Linked DNA regions of Homo sapiens: region 2 is linked to region 1. The links are chromatin contacts, found by Hi-C or POLR2A ChIA-PET in ENCODE. All regions are on one chromosome and are shown on one strand. Each heading gives the region's core, a stretch centred on a gene start or an enhancer-like site at or near the end of the contact. The rest is flanking DNA. Distances are from core to core; before and after follow the strand shown. Region 1 overlaps LOC124902123 (a long non-coding RNA gene). Region 2 has its middle 21 kb from the start of SNAPC3.

Region 1 (7,148 bases), core at 1,862-4,361:
AGTCCCACCAGCAGCATTGTTATCCCTCCTGAGCAGATGGGGCTGACAGTGCCCACCTCTGAGGTTTGCAGCGTGACAGCCACCCTCCCCAGACAGATCTCCACAATGCAGTTCTTGGCCTTGAAGCATGAGTGCCGGGACCTTAATTCCCTCCTTTTTCCCTTTCCCCACTCAGTCAAAGGGTGGAGGTAAATGGCTATAAAGCTTGTTTTCTTGCACTTATATCTAATAAGCTGGGTTCTCTGAATTAGGCCTACTTAGAAAAGAAGTTTTAGAACTTAGACACCTATGCCCACTGGAAATGCACAGAAAATGTTGCATGAGGGCCTTTCCCCAAACTAAAGAATGGAATGTCCTATTGGCAGACTTTCTACTCTTTTCTTAATATTTCATTTTTGGTATCTGTGTTTCTTCCATTAATTGCCATTTTCATCCTTTTAATTTTGTATAATTGCCTACCATTTAAAACCCTTCCTATTTCAGTAGGTGCCCGGTCATTGATACTCAACATTATTTGAACAATTTGGTATAACAAAACAAATAAAATATACCATAGAGAAGAAAAAAGTGTACATTTGCTTGGAATAACAACAAAAATGACATCCATTGCAATCATCAATCGTCCACATTACACACGAACTGAGGTCTGAACCCAGAGACTTCAGAATGGGATGAAAGGCCTAGGAGGTTCCCAGCTTTCCTTCTATCTATCATTCTCAGCCAGTGAAGACTGAAAGCACGACATACCTTCCTGAGTTTGCCAAGGAAAAGTCCAACAGAATCTCCTTTGGTCATTTGAAATCCTGTTTTAAGGCTAAACAAACGTCCAAGCCACAAACCAGGATAAAGAAGCACAACCTCAATGACTGTCCCAGGTGACAGCTTGGAAGCCCAACCTGAGTTTAATCTCCAGCTCAAATGTGAATTACCTGTGTTGTTTTATTGCAACACATCCAACAAAGATAGGGAACAACGCAGCCTTAGCCTCATCTCCAGGTCCTTCCCAAAAAGGGGCTACTGTCAGAAGAGCTGAAAGTGGCTGGAAAGCTAGAGACTGTTAGCAGCATCCATAAGAGAGTCAACAAAAGGCTGTAACAAGAGGCCAGTTGGTGGCTGGCTGGCTGCTAGAGGCCACGTGGAGGAAGAAATTTGCTGGCCTTGGAATAGGAGTCTTTTCCTTTGGACTAAGCTTTAAAGAGTCTTCCTTTGGAGAGCAGAAGATTGCTCAAATAAAGAAAGAAACCAGCTTTATTAAAAAAAAAAAAAAACAGGTGAGAAAGGAACAAGATGAAATCAAATCTATTATGCTTCCTAAGATTTTGGAAGACTTCCAGGGACCAATGTTAGGGAAAATGAAAATTGAGCATCAAATGTTAATGGAAAAATCACTATCGGGGATGTGGAAAAATAAAGTTAATCTGGAAGGAAAAATGGAACAAATGTTGAATGTGTGGGCTTCCCAGTGGCTTGTATAAGAGCCACGAAAATGGATTTTAAGTATAGAAGATTCTGTTGACCTGGTATTGACTTGTTGCTCCATGACCAAATGGGGGACACAGGGTTTTAGCATCAGTTATTGAGATTTTGTGCTCCCTCAGTCCCCTCATTCGCCCCAACAATATCGCCCAAGAATGATTATCCAGCCAAGGATTATTTTGATAATCAAAATCATGGACACTTACTATTTTTTGTGTGTTTGTGTAAACTAAGTCTAGGGACACAGAGCTCATCTAGGAAGATGAGGAGGAGGGCATCCTAAAGGTACATGGTAGTGCTCCAATCTGCAATACCGTCCCTCCCCGCACCCTCACGCCATCTCACTTTCTGCTTAGACAGCAATAACAGGTGCCTCTCCACCTCGTCCTCCCCATTCCCCGAAAAAAGATTTGTAGAATTTAAGATGTGAAAAGCTGGGAACCACTGCACTAAACCACACTGTATCCAGTACTCCATACACAGATTGCCAAATGGCTGAAGAACAAGGTCTAGCCCTTAAAACGAATGAAGCTGGATGGCTAAAAGAGCATTGCAACAGAAATCTTTGTTCTACAAATGAACTGAACCTACCCAGACGGTCCTAACCATAAGGCCTATGGCATCCTTTCTAAGAGCCACAGTTTTGTTGACAAGGAACACCATGCTGCTATTTTTAAAGGAAGCATTCATCTTTCTGACAGCTAGTCAGTAAGTCACCTTTTGTGGTCAAACTTTGCGTGATTTGGCCTTAGGAAGCTCACCTGGGCGAGAAAGGGTAGGGGAAGAATGTGTCCTTCTTCCTACTGGATAAAAGCTATGCATAAATCTCAGACAAAAATTAGAGAAAAAAAAAGAATCCCCCATGGCGCTAAAATGTCAGAATATACATTTCCTAATAGATTAACAAGTACTATAAATATTTACATGATCTGCTGATATACCTAACTTGTAGGGGGAATATGGGAACAGGGGAAGAAGCAGCCAGATAAATATTAAAGCGTATTTTTAAAATAATTATGCTGTAATCATTTTTTTTTAAATCCATTTTCCTGAAATAAGGGATTCCGTCTCTTTTCGGAGAAGCCATTTAATAGCCAAATTAAAGAGAGGTTAGCTCCATCACTACACCGGTTCCCTTATCACCACTCTAATCTCCATGGTCACCCAGAGTTTGCCAACTAGAATTTTGGATGAATTAAGATTTGCTTATTTAATAATGTAGAGGAGATCAGGAAATAGGTGGTGTCTCAAGACTTTAAATGAACACATGCCTTCAGTCTGGGTTTTAAGAAGTTTTATTGTTATAAGTAACTTCAGACACAGAAATAAAAAGAAAAAAGAGAAATGTTTTTCTCTTTTAATAAAGAAAAATATAAAGCCTCCAACATATTATTAAAATGACTTTGCTTTTAATTTCAACATAGAAGTTCTCTGTTTAAAACTATTAATAGTTTATTAACATAAATCTTTAGTGAGTGAAGAAAAAAATGAGATGGAAAACTTTCAGGGCTGGAATGAGCTCTTATTTTCCATTTAATATTTGGGTAGGAACAATTCTTGGAAATGATCACAAACGCAATAATTACTGGCTTAATCCTAAATAGATTTGCAGCCGTTCCTTTTCGTGTTATTTTTGGCATGCTGGCTGTGGCATGCTGTAATGTTGACATAACTGGTTTCTCAGAAAACAAGATTTGTGACAATTTGCTCCATTCTGCTCCAAAGACAATCAATCTGAGGCTTTCAAAGCAGGGCTAAAAATGCACACAAATCTCCCCCCTCGCAGCTGCTTCTTGTTTAACATTGTCAAATTTTCTTAATTAAAATTTGAGATTTTATGCTTGGCTTCCTCTCCCCTTCCTCTAAAGCTCAAATGACACTTTGCCTTTTTTAGCTATATGGAAGTCTACAAAAAGCCAGACAAAGGCCCTAATTGTTTTATCAGAAGACCTCATTTTTAAGTTTGTGCTTAGTATTTTTCATCTATATTACATTTTATCCAATCTGAATCTTAGCAGGCTTAATTCAGCTTTGAGGGTGAACAGAACATGTATTTCACCCAAAATCATAATTACTGATGAAATATTGGAGGCATTTCCTGAGGTTTTCTCATAAGTCTTCAGTCACATGGCTTTCAATGCCATCTGCATACCAAAGACTCACAACTTTTTATCTCAACCCAAGCCTCTTTTCCAAATTCCAGTGTCATTTATCTAATTGCCCTCTCAACATCAAGATGTCTTATAAGATCCTTAATAAGGATCTTAAACTCATTATGTCCATAATGCCTTCTGAGCATTCCTCCAAAACCTGCTCAGTCTGCCACTTTGCCCATCTCAGCTGATGCAACTCCACCCTTCTGGTCATTCAGGCCCAAACCCCAGACATCATACTATGGTCTGGGTCACTGTGATGGCCTCGTCTCCTGCTTCTACCTCATCCACCTCACTCTACCCTCAATATCCAGTCTTTTCAAAACTTGTTAGCCCATGCCACTCCTTTGCTGAAAACTGCAATGGTTGCTCATTTCAGTCAGGGTAAAAGTCAAAGTTTTTTAAATGGCCCCATTACATTCTGAAGATTACTTATAAACCTGCCATTCAGAGACAATATTATAGGTCTCTTGCTTTTCTGCATACCTCAAAGAAAAGGTACTGACTGGCTTTGTTCCAGACTAGCTTTTCAAAACTGTTTGGAATGAGCAGCTTTGTAAGATATAGTGTCTCCCCCCAGAGAAGAAGGCAGGTTTGCTTACTGTTCAGTGTGAGGCAAAGAGAATGTCTATCTTCCGAGGAAAGGGCAAGAAAGTTTGCTTGCAGTCTGTTATAAAAGATTCAGGTTTGGCCAGGCGTGATGGCTCATGCCTGTAATCCCAGCACTTTGGGAAGCCGAGGCGGACGGATCACAAGGTCAGGAGTTCGAGACCAGCCTGGCCAACATGGTGAAACCCTGTGTCTACTAAAAATACAAAAATTAGCCAGGTGTGGTGGCAGGCACCTATAACCCCGGCTACTCGGGAGGCCTTGGCAGGCAAATCACTCAAAACCGGAAGGCAGAGGTTGCAGTGAGCCCAGATTGCACCACTGCATTCCAGCCTGGGAGAAAGAGCAAAACCCCATCTCAAAAAAAAAAAAAAAAAAAAAGATTCAGGTTCCCTGAGAGGCTCCTCTGCTGTGACACAAACCCATTGAGGGTGCAGCAGCCACCTGAGCCCCTCCACATCACCCTTGTGGGACTTGGCAGGCAAGGGGAATTGACACAAATGTGCCAGTGTTCATGACGCTTGTTGTGCCATGAGTAATAAAGCATTTTTTTCTCTGACCCAGGATTCTCATGTCTTCTGCCAGAATCCACAAAACTGTGCAGGCTAACCTTGTTAGCTTGCAAGAAGAGTAAAATCTGACTTTCGTCAGTACTTAACCACCTATGTGACTCGTCTCCTGCTACTGTCCCCTCAGTGCCTCAGGCCAGCCACATGGTCTCCTTGATGTCCTCAGAACACATTTGGCACACCCTTTCTTAAAGCCTTTGTATGGGCTTTTGTTTTCTTCCTGAAATGCTCTTCCCCCAGATATCAATTTAGCTCCCTCCCCTCTGTCAAGTCTTTGCTCTAACTTGACCTTCTTGATGAAGCCAGCTGTAACCATCTTTTTTAAAACTACAACTGACATCCTTCCCCACCTCAGCATCCCCAGGTCCCCTTACTTGGATACCTTTTCTCTTTCCAAATGCACCTATCACCTTCTACAGATTATTTAGGGGTCAGTGAATGTTTTTTTAACAAGTCAGATAGTAAATATTTTAAGTTTGTTTGCCTTAGATATCTGTTGCAACTATCCAACTCTGCTGGTGTATTTTGAAAGCAGCTGTAGATAATATGCAAATGAATGGGCATGGCTGTGTTCTAGAACACTACTTATAAAATAGGCAGTCTGCCTGAGGGCCTTAAATTGCCAACCCCTGCATTATATAATTTACTTATCCCATTTATTGTGTAATGCCTGACCCATCCCATTAGAATATAAGCTCCAAGAAGGACACAATCTGTTTATTCACCAGTATTTTCCAAGTGCCTGGAGCCGTCTGACAGGAAATAGTAGGAACTCAATCAACATTTGCAAACAAAAGTGTCATCAGGGAACATATAGTTGTGGATCACTTTTCAAGTAACCTAAACCAGAGTTAGATTCCAAATGATAGATGATATTTTGGGGGTAACTTACCTGGGTTATAATGACCACTTACCCTTAACTATCCCACTCACCAGTCCATAGGGTGAACTTCCAGCAGCCATGTTTGTTCCAAATGACCCTGTTCTCTTAGTTACAATTGTTTGAAGGGAGGGTCACCACACCTCTCCCAAGCTAGGCCAATAAAAACTCCCCCTATGAGGACTTGTAACCTGTACTGAGAAAGAGGGTCACAGAATTCTAATATGTGAACTCAGAACCATGGATAGATGGGTAGAATTGTACCTACCTGTCTCCTTGAATCTGGGCATAGCCACATGACTTGCTTAGACCAATGAAATATGGATGGAAGTGATCCATGTGAAAATTCTGGATGGAAGCTTTAAAAGTCAATGTGATTTTCAATAAATGGTGATGGGACAACAGGATATCCACATGCAAAAGAATGAAGTTGAACCTCTACCTCACATCATATACTCAAATTACTTCAAACTGGATCAAAGATCCAAATTTAAGAGTTAAACTATACAACTCTTAGAAGAAAACATAGGTATAAATCTGTATGACCTTGGATTAGGCAATGGACTTTTAGATATGATACTAAAATCACAAGCAACCAAAAAAACAAAAACAAAAACAAAAACAAAACAGATAAATTGGACCTCACAAAAATTAAAAACTTTTATGTCAAAGGACACTATCAAAAAAATGAAAAGACAAATCACAGAACAAAATATTTGCAAATCACGTATCTGATAAAGATGTAGTAAGAAAACCAAATTTTAAAATGGGCGAAAGCTTTGAATAGCTTTTTCTCTCCAAAGCAAATACATAAATGGTCAAAAAGTACGTGAAAAATGCTCAATATCATTAGTCATTAGAAAAATACAAATCAGGCTGGCGTGATGGCTCATGCCTGTAATCCCAGCACTTTGGGAGGCCAAGATGGGTGAATCACCTGAGGTCAGGAGTTTGATGCCAGCCTGGCCAACATGATGAAACCCTATCTCTACTAAAAATACAAAAATTAGCTGGGCATGGTGGCGCATGCCTGTAATCCCAGCTACTTGGGAGGCTGAGGCAGGAGAATCACTTGAACCCGGGAGGCAGAGGTTGCAGTGAGCCAAGATCACACCACTGCACTCCAGCCTGGGTGACAGAGCGAGACTCCATCTCAAAAAAAAAAAAAAGAAAGAAAGAAAGAAAAAAGAAAAATACATATCAAAAACCACAATGAGATACCACTCATTATCTTGTATTTTAATACAAAGTAAATTTTGTATTAAAGGCAAAATTACAGCTGTAAATAGGTCAGTGTTTTCCTGGGCCTAAGAGGTTGAGTTTAGGGATTGACAGCAAAGGGACAAGAGGGAACTTTTTGAGGTGATAGGTGCGTTCTAAAACTGGATTATGGTGATGGCTGCACAAAAGTACACATTTACTAAATGTAGACCTGTTTTTAAAAGGAGTAAATTTAATGGT
Region 2 (7,148 bases), core at 1,941-4,440, 250 kb after region 1:
GAATCTCAGAATTTTAGGAGGTCCAAGCAGGCGGATGGCTTGAGTCCAGGAGTTCAAGACCAGCCTGAGCAACATGGTAAGACCACATCCGTACAAAAAAAAAATACGAAAAATTAGCCAGGCATAGTGGCACAAACCTGTAGTTCCAGCTACTCAAGAGGCTGAGATGGGAGGATGGCTTGAGCCAAGGAAGCAGAAGTTGCAGTGAGCGGAGATCACTGCACTCCAGCCTGGGTGACAGTGTGAGACCCTGTCTTAAGAATAAATAGGCCAGGCGCGGTGGCTCACGCCTGTAATCCCAGCACTTTGGGAGGCCGAGGCCAGCGGATCACGAGGACAGGAGATCGAGACCATCCAGGCTAACACGGTGAAATCCCGTCTCTACTAAAAATACAAAAAAATTAGCCGGGTGTGGTAGTGGGCGCCTGTAGTCCCAGCTACTCAGGAGGCTGAGGCAGGAGAATGGCATGAACCCGGTAGGTGGAGCTTGCAGTGAGCCGAGATCGAGCCACTGCACTCTGGCCTGTGCGAAAGAGCAAGACTCCGTCTCAAAAAAAAAAAAAGAAGAATAAATACAGAAAAAAGAGAATTCTCTTTTTTTCACAGTTTGCTGAAATTTTTCAAAAATGGATGTTGGATTTTGTGAAATTCTTTTTCTATATCTATGGAGATATAATTTTTTTCCTTTATTCTGTTAATGTGATGAATTATATTGATTGATTTTTGTTTTCTTTTGTTTGAGACAAGCTCTCACTCTGTTACCCAAGCTGCAGTGCAGTGGTACAATAATGGCTCACTGCAGCCTCAACCTCCCAGGTTCAAGTGATCCACCCACCTCAGCCTCCCAAGTAGCTGAGGCTACAGATACGACTGTGCTCAGCTTGAGGTTTTGTAAAATTACAAACTCAATTTATTTAGTAGTTATGGAGTTATACATATTTTCTATTTATTTCTGCATCAGTTTTTGTTAAATAGGTTTTTCTAAGAATTTGTACATTTTCTCTAAGTTGTCAAATTTATTAGCATAAAGTTCATCATAATATTCCCTTATTCCCTTTCTTTCTATAGGATTTCTTGTGATGTCCCCTTTTTGACTCCTGATAATTTTAATTTGTCTCTTCTCTGTTTTTTCTTTATCATTTTCCCTCAATTTTATTAGCCTTTTCAATGAATTAACTTTTGGCTGTAATAGTTTGATCTGTCTTTTCTGTGATTTATCTTTCTTATTTCCATTCTTATTGGTTCTTCTACTTACTTTTTGTTTATTTTTTTTTCTAGCTTCTTAAGGTGGAAACTCAGAGCCTTAATTTGAAGGCTTATCTATTTTCTAATATAATCAATCATTTTAGACTATAAATTTCCCCCTAAGTGCTGCATTAGCTACATCCCACAAATTTTGATATGTTGTGTTTTCATTATCATTCAGTTTTAAATACTTTAAAATTTCTCTTGGAATTTCTTTTCTGACCTGTAGGTTGTTTAGAAGTAGGTCATTTGCCGGGCACGGTGGCTCACGCGTGTAATCCCAGCATTTTGGAAGGCCAAGGCAGGCGGATCATGAGGTCAGGAGATCCAGACTATCCTGGCCAACATGGTGAAACCCTGTCTCTACTAAAAATACAAAAATTAGCCGGGCATGGTGGCGCAGGCCTGTAGTCCCAGCTACTCAGGAGGCTGACGCAGGAGAATCACTTGAACCCAGGAGGCGGAGGTTGCAGTAAGCCAAGATCACGCCACTGCACTCCAGCGTGGATGACAGAATGAGACAGTCTCAAAAAAAAAGAAGTATGTCATTTAATATCCAAAATATTTGGGCTTTTTTGTTTGTTTGTTTGTTTGTTTGTTTACTAGAGACAGGGTCTCACTCTGTTACCCAGGCTGGAGTGTAGTAGCACCATCATGGCTTACTATAACCTTGAACTCCTGAGCTCAAGTGATCCTTCCACCCCAGCCTTCCCAGTAGCTGGGACTACAGGCACATGCCACCATGCCTGGATAATTTTTAAATTTTTTTGTAGAGACAAGGTCTCACAATGTCGCCCAGGCTGGTCTCAAACTCCTTAGCTAGAGCTATCCTCCCGCCTCAGCACTGAGATTACAGGCATGAGCCACCATGTCCAGCTTGGGTTTTATTTTTTTTAAAGATATCTATGGCAACTCATTTCTAGTTTTATTTTTCAGTGGTCAGAGAACATACTCTGCATTACTTCCGTTTTTTGAAATTTGAGACATATTTTATGGCCCAGTATATAGTTTATCTTGCTGAACATTCCGAGTGACTTGAAAAGAATGTACACTCTGCAGTTCTTGGGTTAGTGTTCTCTAAATGTTAATTAGTCCAAGTTGACCTAATAGTATTGCTCAAATGTTCCATATCCAAGATTATTTGTCTTTCTGTTCTATCAATTATTGAAAGAGTAGTTAAAATCTTCAGCTATAATTTGAACTTAGCTACTTTCCCTTTCAGTTCTTCAACTTTTTGCTTTTGCTAGGCCTTGCAGATCCTTGCCTTACATACACGCATTTCAGCCTCAGCCAAGAAGCCCACAGGAGCTACCCCACAAACATTTCTGGCCCCTTTCTTCTCCATTCTCCTTCAAGTGCAGAGCCCTCTCAGTGGTTCATTGTCCCACAAATTCCAACTCTCTCAGCAGCTTCAGAAGCCCCTTATTCTCTTCTTGGGCTCTTTACTGTGCAGTCCAGAGAGCTCCGGCAGATAAACTTGGAGCTCACCTCACTAGTTTCCCTTCTTTAAAGGATTATAGCCCGTATCTGTCATCCTGAGCCTGAAAATAGTAGTTCCATATATTTTGTTTAGATATTTTTAAACTTTATTTTATCTTTTATAAATAGAGACAAGATCTCTCTATGTTGCCCAGGCTGGCCTCAAATTCTTGACCTCAAGCAATCCTCCTGCCTCAGCCTCCCAAAGTGCTGGGATTACAGGCATAAGCCACCAAACTCAGCTAGGACTTTGACATACAAAATATATCAATAACAAAAACAAAACCAACTCATAAGGAACAATATAAAGAAGAGTAGAAAGCATAACTCGCTACTAGTTGCAGGTTTTTGTAGTTCCAGTGACTAAATCCCTGTCCGTCATGGTTTTGGGTGATGGATCCCCACCAGGTTACTTAAGGGTGTATGTCCACTCCTTGAGCCCTGAAGGCTGGGCAGTGAGCCAAGGCCGTGATGACCAGCTGAAAAGAAAGTGTCCCTAAGAACCTAAACATTCCAGAGCATGTCTGGGAACATACCAAAAAAAACAGTCTCGTCGCACGCAGTAGGCAAAGGGCAAAAAAAAAAAATAGCTTAAAAGCAGTTTACAGATGGGTGGTAGAGCAGTTCTCCGGAGATGTCCTGCTGCTGCCCAGGAATGCCCTGTCCGTAAGTCCTAATTAAGAATAACTAGACTTCTCTGGGTCATTCTTTGGTCTCTTGACTCCTTCCCAATTTGAAAGGATGTTCTTCTGTACAGTCCTGTGTCTTTCCCGTAACACACAGGCAGCCATAGAGAGCAATCACTGGGTGAGAAATGGAGTTTGGAGTCAGGCAAATCAGAATTCAAGTCCTACTCTCAGCATTTGCTCCTTGGATAACTTGGTACAAATAATGTGTATTTTCCCCAGGGTTTAGTTTTATCATCTTGAAAACAGAAATAATAATAGGACCTAATTCCTAGAATAGTTTAGAAGATTAAATGTACCAGATATATTGCCTGGAACCCGGAAGCACTTGATAAATAATAGTTTCTGCTTTCAATGAATTAGTTTTCATGGAATCAGTCCTTTTCCTTATTTTGTACCCCTACTACCCACCCTACACAAACAAACAAAATGCCCAACTTACATAAGGGTGTTAGTGTATGTAGCAGACCAAGTGAGGAAATGGGCAGGATTTAAATCACAGAAACCTAACACCTTAAAATTGAATATTAGACACATCTACTCCTATAAAGGTCTTTCCATTACTTCCAGGAACCTTGAGATCTAGCCCACCACTCTGTTGCTGAGCCCTCTCTACCTATTTCTATGCCATCCCTCTACCTTCACAATTCTGTTAATTTCTTGTGCACATAAGTTTGCCTCACATTCTATCCATAAAGGTCTTTTCAAATACAAAAATTTTTCCCAGAAGGATATTTTTTCTCAGTTGTTGATATAACTTTCTTTCTTACTCATTTACATTTGGTTTACATTTTGGAATTCTGAATAAGTACATCATTTGAAAAAAAAAAGGTTTTCATTTCCAAAAATTGGGAGGAGGGTAGTATAAAAACTTCTATAGACCAGAGAAGTATAGAAGACAATATGCCAAATTATACTTTAGAAATTATAGGGGCCAGGCACAGTGGTTCACACCTGTAATCCCAGCACTTTGGGAGGCCGAGACGGGCGGATCATGAGTTCAGGAGATCGAGACCATCCTGGCTAACACGGTGAAACCCCATCTCTACTAAAAATACAAAAAAATTAGCCAGGCATGGTGGCGAGTGCCTGTAGTCCCAGCTACTCGGGAGGCTGAGGCAGGAGAATGGCATGAACCCGTGAGGCAGAGCTTGCAGTGAGCTGAGATCGCACCACTGCACTCCAGCCTGGGCGACAAAGCGAGACTCCATCTCAAAAAAAAAAAGAAAGAAAGAAAGAAAGAAACTATAGGTAAGTTGCAAGTTTCCTTGGGAATCACACTGGTGTGGCACTCAATTCTGCTTCTTTAAATCTCATATTTTATGTGTAAAAAAAAGCAAAGAAGTAGAGAAGAATGTCAAGGATACTGGCATATTTTTGTGGAGGCTAACAAAATGTGGCAACAGTATGGCATAGATCTGCAGACCAAATTAAAGCTCTCTAAGGCAGAAGTGATCTCTAATTGCCTTAAAGGCTGTAAAACCAGAGGCAAGGCATTTTTAGAGCAATGGAAGAGCCTAGATGTCATCTGATCAATCCCTCACTTTACAGATGAGATACGAAGCCACCAGCTAACTAACAGCACAGCTGAGTTAGAGTGGAGGGTTCCTGACTCCAAGTGCATTCTATTGTCCCTGATTGGCTGGCTTGTAGTCACTATCAAGACAGGTACCATGGGCCCTGTGTGCATGTGATAAGACTCAAGAGGACCTAGAGGGCGCTGTGATAGGGAAAATGTGATCACTGGAGGCTCAGATAATTTTGTTCATGTTACTTTACCTTCCTCTGCTTAAATTAATTTATCTATCAAAAGAGACCTAATCCTGGAAGGAAACTTTAGGTGGTGGGATATATTTATGGCGTAGATTGTGGTGATGTTTTAACGGGTGTATACTCATCACCAAACTCATTAAATTGTATACATTAAATATGTACATCTTTTTGTGTGTCACTTATACTTCAATAAAGTGTATTTTTAGGCTGGGCATGGAGGCTCATACCTGTAATCCCAGCACTTGGGGAGGGCAAGGTAGATAGATCACCTGAGGTCAGGAGTTCGAGACCAGCCTGGCCAACATGGTGAAACCCTGTCACTACTAAAAATACAAAAATTAGCCAGGCATGGTAGTGGGCGCCTGTAATCCCAACTACTCGGGAGACTGAGGCAGGAGAATCGCTTGAACCCAGGGGGCAGAGGTTGCAGTGAGCCAAGATCACGCCACTATGCTCCAGCCTGGGAGACAGAGCAAGACACTGTCTCAAGAAAAAAAAAAAAAAGTGCATTTTTTTAAAAACATGCTAAAATTTGCCCTCAAATGGCTATTTTGGGGAATAAAAATGTAATAATGTGTATGAGATCTGAACCACTAACTCTGTCTAGAGCATAGTAGGTGTGAAATAAATGCTAGTACCCTCCCCTGTCTCAGTCACACCAGCATACAAGTTGGATTCAAGGTCAAATAACATGAACTAAAAAAAAATAACAAGCACCAGTAGTTAGCAGACAATGAAATACATAGATGTTTAGTTGGTATATTTTGTGAGGATTAAGGCAGGCTGCCCCTGTCCTTCATAGTGGTGATGGGTGAATTTAGATGCATGCATGGATAAGTCTGCTTCAAGTTCTGTACCAAGAAACGATGCATGCCAGGCCCAGGTTGGCTTCCAAGCTGAACACTCATCTCCCAAGGGCAGGCTCAGTCTTCTAGTTCCCAGAGCCAATCTTGACCTGGGGCCAGATGTGTTCAGATGACTCCTATTCCACATTTGGCTGCCAGTCTAATCCCAATCTATTGCTAACCTTTTGGTGGCTGGACTTCTGCTTGCTCTCCTATCTGAGTCCCTGCCCCATTAACCTGCTTTCTACTTTGCCCTGGCTTCTTTGTGACTCTACCACACATAACCAATAGGAAGCCCACCTACTTGTCACCTTGGCACCTCTAGTAGTTAAAAATTGTAATGGTTGCCCAGCACATAGTGAAGCACATCTGTCCTTTAGCTATGCCTAAATGAGCCAAGGGAAGGGGCTGCTGACCTATCTGGCTCTTTCCTGAGAATTTTGAGAACCTAATCAGAGACAGGAAACAGTAAGAGCTGAATTGCCTCCAGAAATGCTCAGAAAAGAAGCCCACAAGCTCTTTCTGTTTCAGAAGCCCTGGCCTTGTTACCATTCTTCCTGAGACTTGGCTGTTCAAGCCTTCTATTGTAAGCTTCCACAATCAAATTTTTGCTTAAGTGATGGAAGATCCATTTCTGGTGTTTGCTTCCAACATGAACCTTATCCAGTACTTACCTGAGCTCCTGTGTCCTGCTCCTGGTTCAGTACCTCTGAGTCAACTCACCCAGGTATCCCAAACACTAAAGCATAACAACACACCTGATATTTAACATTGACACCTGTCCCAGGTTCTCCAGAAAATAATTTTTGGAATTTACCCCAGTCCTAGTAATGTCATTGGCTGTATTCATTTATTCATCTATAATCCATCCATGTATCCACCTAGCCATCCATATTGAGCATCTACAATACACTGGGCACTGTCTGTGGTCCTGGGGTTACAAAAAATATAGCAGACAGCATCCCTGCTTTTCAACACCACAGACCAGTAGAGGAGACTGCTGTACCAACAAGTAATCTTAGTACAAAGGGCTAAGAACTATAATGGAGCTACAAATATGGAGCAATGAGAGAACAGAGGTGGGAACAAGCCTCACAAAGAAAGCAAGAAAGTCTTCAAC

The links. Hi-C counts contacts between places; a loop is a spot of excess contacts on that map. ChIA-PET counts read pairs that join two places held with the same protein, here RNA polymerase II (POLR2A). Pooled maps may share reads with other maps.
Region 2: a loop to region 1 is called in a pooled map, with 2.8 times the contacts of the local background. The contact joins two enhancer-like sites. A Hi-C loop is called at or near these places in 2 of 168 maps with a recorded cell type or tissue (MCF 10A and PC-3) and 7 of 50 pooled maps. POLR2A ChIA-PET finds 5 or more read pairs at or near these places in 1 of 52 experiments (activated naive CD8-positive, alpha-beta T cell).

What each region holds. Positions count from the first base shown.
Region 1 is chr9:15,152,865-15,160,012 of GRCh38, forward strand. All of the region lies in intron 2 of LOC124902123 (a long non-coding RNA gene), which reads left to right. Among named protein-coding and RNA genes, the nearest start is that of TTC39B, 150 kb to the right of the region's middle. Within about 2 kb of position 3,112, at least 8 of the 41 ENCODE cell types and tissues checked have a DNase peak (open chromatin) inside an H3K27ac peak, as active enhancers do.
Region 2 is chr9:15,398,251-15,405,398 of GRCh38, forward strand. No RefSeq gene overlaps it. Among named protein-coding and RNA genes, the nearest start is that of SNAPC3, 21 kb to the right of the region's middle. Within about 2 kb of position 3,191, at least 2 of the 41 ENCODE cell types and tissues checked have a DNase peak (open chromatin) inside an H3K27ac peak, as active enhancers do.